Regions from separate parts of the Homo sapiens genome. Here region 1 is linked to region 2. The links are chromatin loops, found by intact Hi-C in ENCODE. Cell type or tissue: heart right ventricle. All regions are shown on one strand. Links, peaks and the distances in the headings refer to the core of each region. The heading gives the core; the rest is flanking DNA. Region 1 has its middle 75 kb from the start of KITLG. Region 2 has its middle 35 kb from the start of LINC02458.

Region 1 (2,934 bases), core at 301-2,800, 330 kb after region 2:
AAAGAAACAAGAGCCAGCATTTGGCAGCTACATGAAGATATGAAGAAAACAAATATATAAAATATAAAATATATTATATAAATATATATAATAAAAATATATAAATATACAAAATATAAAAATTATGTAACTATCAAGAATCTTGGGCTGTTTGTCTATGGCAGGTTTATTTTTATATTTCTACAGAGGAATTAAGAGACAAGGATAAGAACTCTGGTAACCTCAGTATTGTATGTGTGGTTGTAGCTAATATCCCTGACAGAAGATAAGGAAAATTACAAGTTTAACCACAAAATAGAGATATAAAATAGAAAAGAAAATTTCTGCCATTAACTTAGAACCCACAATCAAAGCATAAGAAACAAGAATCTGTGGTGTGCGGGTCCCTCACATTAACCAAATTAAAGCATGGTGGGTGTAGTAATCATCTTAAAAACTGATTTTAATTGTTGCAATTAACACACCCAATTTGTATTATTATTAAACATTTTAAACATGTCCAAATTTGAATCAGTTTTATTTTGGCTGATTAGATTGTTCTGTATCCAGCTGTAAACCTAAAGAGTAAACCAAGTAAAAGGAATATGTGAGATCAAGAAAACAGGGTATAGAAAAAAGAAAGAGGCAACTAGACTATCTAAGGTGATGGGGAAATATCACAGGATGGCGGTTTAGTAGCTGACCTAGCGAGCAACACATCTGATATGAGCAGCAGGACAGAGGGTTCCAAAATTGATGTGTCTAAGAAAAATGCATTAATAAAATACCACTTTGTTCATTAGTTTGAATGAGATGATTTATAGTTATAACAGAGAGCCTGGAAGTCATTGGGCAAGAGGTATAAGAGAAAGTAAACAATTAGAAATAAGAGACAATTACTAAATCAATGAGAAATAAAAGTTGTACCAGAAATAAATGTAATCATAGTATACAATATGGCTTACCTGTGGAGTGTTTACTTAGCAATAGACCTTTGACTAGGACCTACACTGTTGATGCTCCTGGTTTTCACACCTTCAGACTCAGACTGGAATTAACACCACCCTTTCCTGGGTCTACAGCTTGCACACAGCAGATTATGCAATTTTTCTACCTCCATAATACTGTGAGAAATGCCCCATAGTAAATCTCTTTCTGTATATGTATATATATATATATATATATATATATATATACACACACACACACACACACACATACACACACACACAGGATATAAATATATATATATAGGATATATACATTATCGGATATATATATATCAGATATATATATAGGATATATACATAGGATATATATATTGGATATATATATACACAGGATATATATATCTATCAGATAAGGTAGGATATATATAGGATATATATAGAGGATATATATATAGAGGATATATACAGAGGATATATATATAGAGAGGATATATATAGAGAGGATATATATATAAATATATAGAGAGGATATATATAGAGGATATATATATAGATGATATATTTAGAGGATATATATATATAGGATATATATAGAGGATATACTTAGGGTGTGTGTATATATATATACATATATATAGGGTATATATATAGAGGATATATATATCTCTCTCTCCTATTGTTTCTGTTTCTCTGGAAAACCTTGACTAATATAAACGCTAAGAAAGGAAAGAAACAATATGAGAAGTTAAAAAAGTTTATTGTCTCAGAACCAGCAAAAAGTTTAGACAACTCCATTTTATCCTTCCCTCAAGCCTTCCACTATCCCAAAATTATATGTGATCCCAACCTAAAATTGACTCTGTTCTCTCACTACCCCAAGTTCTAATAGTCCACTAGGCAAACTTACTTCCACCAGACATACATACACTTATACGTAAATCGGTGCAATGGAAGACCTTAAAAGGAAGGTGTGTGAGAGTCTTCTCTAAGGTGTAAGTCATTGATGACCTTCCTGAAGGTGAGATCAAGGTAACCAGACAAGTCTTCAAAGGTATCAGGTATCTGCCACCCTCACATTCTTTCCTTAACTGCTTAAAAATGTCTAAAAATATTTGACATTCACAGGCACTATAAATATGATTAATAAAAATCCTTCTGCACAACTATTACTGAAACACCAGGAATTCCGTCTAGGTCCTGCTGCTTGCCACACGGAAAGCCAGTCACTGAGACAACACGTATTGCCAAGGAAGAAGGCTTTACTTGGATGCTGCAGCTGAGAAGATGGGAGCTCAGTCTGAAATCCAGCTCCCTAACCAACCAAACCTAGGGTTTATATAGCAGGGAATAAATGTAACAATGTATAAGAAAACAAACTAGGGAGGGGCAAGGAAGCAATCATGATGAATGAGGGGGCTGGTATCTCACATTCTGGATGTGGTGATTTGGTGAATATCAGTTCTTTGAAACTTGGGGTCCTTTCCTGAGGAAGGAACTCAGATAAAACAAATTAGGTTTCAAGTCTTAAGACCAGAAATATCAATTTCTCATTTATTTATTTATTTAGAGACAGGGTCTCACTCTGTCACCCAGGCTGAAGTGCAGTGGCACAACCTTGGCTCACTGCAACTGCCACCTCCAGGGTTCAAGTGATTCTTGTGCCACAGACTCCAGAGTAGCTGGGATTGCAGGCACAGAAGGATCAATTTCTATGTTTATACATTTAAAAAAACCTATCTATGGGGCCACTGGCTCAGTTTCACTTCTGCCTTTCTATTTAACAATTCCTCAATCATGGAGAATCTGGTCATCCATATTTCTGGCTGCTTCATGCTGAGGAGGGGAGTCCTGGGTAGCTCCATGCTATAGGTGATTTCATGGCCACCCAGGAATCAAAGGAATCTAATACTATAGCTTTCTTCTGAAACAGTATTTCTCTCTCTAGTCTCCCACTTCCACCAAAGGCAAATCATACCAGGCCCAATCTACCTGCAAAATAATCCTC
Region 2 (2,934 bases), core at 321-2,820:
GGTGCTGAAAATGTGCTGTGCTCTAAAAGTCTCATATTCTTTACTTTAGAATTGCTTGAAAATCTACTATTCAGAGGCTTTTTAAGTATATCTTTGTCCTCTTTTAAAATGCATGAATTCCTCGAAGGATTAAGGCAAAGATGGAAGGGGAAAAAATTGTTGGCCCAGGGCAGGAATTGAGTCTGCAGATAAGGTTTCGTGCGGCCCAAACAAGTGTTTTAGTATTTCCGTTATTTGCCAACATTTAACAATTAAGAGGTTTTCCAGTAAATTTCTCTTTTTTGTGTTGAAACCACACCCCCTTTCTTTCTTGGTGACAATCTTGTGAAAGGACAGGCATCCTTTAGGGATCTCCAGTTCCTGCCTAATGCTGGACACTTGAAGTTACCTGCCTGGACTTTGCAACCTCTCATTTTAGGATACTGTTATCTCCTACCTGATAATGAATTAGCTAAAACAGTTTTTTATTTTTTCCCCAGCAGAAACTTAGGCAAGACTTCTGAGTTTTGTTATAGTAGGAGATGATGGTGATTTTTTTTAAGTGAGGCAATGGTAATCTTCATGGTAATCATAGATATGTAATTTGATTCTTAGAAAGGAATTTAGAGATTATCTAAGTAACCTCCCACTCAGTGAAAGAATTGTCTTACCTAATCTTTCAGAAATCTCTCTCTTTTTTTTTTTTGACGGATCTTTTTCTCTCTGTTGCCAAGGTTAGAGTGCAGTGGTGCAGTTATGGCTCACTGTAGCCTCGACCTCCTGTGCTTCAGTCGTCCTCCCACCTCAGCCTCCTGGGTACGTGGGACTACAGGCGCCTTTCACCATACCTGGCTAATTTTTGTATTTATTCAAGGGACAAAGCTTTGCCATGTTGCCCAGGCTGGTCTCGAACTCCTGGGCTCAAGCAATCAGCTCACTTTGGTCTCCCAAAGTTCTTGGATTACAGGTGAGAGCCATCATGCCTGGCCCTTTGCAGCAGTCTTTTGAAGAAGGCATTATTTTCCCCCTCTTTGGGGATGAGAAAATGGGTCCTCAAAGAATTCACACAGCTAGTGTCAGGGTCTAGGCTCTATCTGACTTGTATTTGTTTTCAAGTACAGAGTTATTTCCACCATACTCCACTGCTTTGCCATAAGGAGGTAGGATTTGTGTGTAGCTGGTATGAGAAATTTGTCACGGTCAATGTGTTTGTCTACTCAGTTCTCTGGAATCTGCTTTTCTGTCCTCGACTGTGACTCCAGACACAGTTCTAGATGCCCTGTGCCACTGGCATAATGACCATGTAATTTCCTTAATGTGTCTAACCTTGATTTTGACTGTGGTCTCTTGGTTCATGTTCCTTTCTCACTGCCGTTATGCTGTTATTGCTCAGTTCTCTCAATCTTTGTCTTGCTGATCCACAAGTTTTGGTGGTGATTTTCCTGAGTTTTCTGGATTGCAACCTCACTCTCTTTAGAGCCCTGCTACTGAAGGAGGATTGGAGGACTGAAAGCATGGTATCATTTGGGAACTTGTTAGAAATGAAGCATTTTATATCCTTATCAGAGCCATTGAATCAGAATCTGCCTCTGAGCAAGACCTCTGGCATGATTCATATGCCCATTAATACTTGCAAAGCACCACCCTTCTTATGTCTTCTTTCTCAGGCATCCTGGAGTATGTCTCCTTATTGCTGTAGCTATCCTGCTTTCCCATTGGATCAATTGAAGTCAATCAGAAATCTTGACAGTTCCTTGCACTTTTGACGTCACCTGATTCTAGAGACTGTGGCTGCCTTAATTCTCCCTAGACTCTACTTGGCTGCCATATTTATTTGGATGACATTGACAATAGGGTGTATATATGTGTGCATGCATGTGTAGAAGAAGGTATCTAGTTGAAGAGTGTATTTCCATCAAGATGGCAGGTATATGAACTGAACGTTAGAAGTTACAAAGGATTTTAAAAAGATGGAGTTTGAGAACAGAAAATCAAGAAAAAAGTATCTTATAATAATCACCAGTGAAATTAGGCATTTCTTGGTGACAACAAACGTGGTAAGGTTTCACATAAATTTCTCTCATCTAATCCTCACAAAGCTCTACAAATTAGGTTTGTTATTATCTCCCTTTTACAAATAAGGAAACGGAAGTACAAAGATGTCAATTAACTTTGCCCAAGACCACAACCCAAGTAAATGGCAGAGCAGGCCTTTGATGCTAGGCAGTGTGGATAGCACACATATGCTCTTAACCGCATCACTACCTGTGGAATCAATGTGAGAAAATAACTCTAGGTATGAGAAAAAGGTGTCCAATTCACTGCACCATGAATAGTCCAGGTTAGTTAGAACCTAATATATAAGAAGAGAAGTAATGGAAAGAAGGGACAGATACATAGAAAATTTCCATATAAAGAAGGGTCTGGGGTAGAAATATGGTGAAGGGTTGCAAGAGGTTGCTAAAGGTTGTTAACTTGATGTTTCATTTACAAAATAAACACTCTGTTTATACTTAGTGTATTACATTTGAGGTGGATTGGTAGCGGTGGTAGGGGCAGGCAAGGGCCAATGAATAACATGTGTAGGAAAACGTGCAAAGCTAGCTTGATCTTGTCATTGTCAAATCTGGAGAATTCAGCTGAAGAAGAGCATGCGTGGCCTCAAATGTTGACCTGCATGAAGATAATATAGCTAATAAAAGATCTGTATGCAAAGGAGATTGGGGAAAGAATAGTGAAGGGTCATGAGATACAGGGAGGGGAGTTGGGGAGTGGATTAATAGGTAATAGGACCTCAGCTAGAGCAGAGGCCCCCAGTTTACAAAGGAAGAGATGGCAAAAACCTTTACCTCATTATTGGCATGGGCATACAGGAGTGGGAATACTTAACCAGTATTTTGAATCTCAGTGACTAGAAGTTTGATGGAAGGACTGAATTAGACTAATAGAAATGAG

Evidence for each region. A loop is a pair of places that touch in the nucleus more often than their neighbours do. Peaks named below come from ENCODE experiments on the same cell type or tissue, not always from the same donor. Only the 100,000 strongest peaks of a DNase experiment are listed, where the experiment ranks them.
Region 1: a loop joins it to region 2, with 2.9 times the contacts of the local background. A loop is called at or near these places in 2 of 110 quality-filtered maps.

What each region holds. Positions count from the first base shown.
Region 1 is chr12:88,653,894-88,656,827 of GRCh38, reverse strand. No RefSeq gene overlaps it. Among named protein-coding and RNA genes, the nearest start is that of KITLG, 75 kb to the right of the region's middle. In heart right ventricle, for the core only: no CTCF peak of the experiment used is centred there; no DNase peak of the experiment used is centred there.
Region 2 is chr12:88,983,488-88,986,421 of GRCh38, reverse strand. No RefSeq gene overlaps it. Among named protein-coding and RNA genes, the nearest start is that of LINC02458, 35 kb to the left of the region's middle. In heart right ventricle, for the core only: no CTCF peak of the experiment used is centred there; no DNase peak of the experiment used is centred there; H3K27ac peaks cover 700 bases.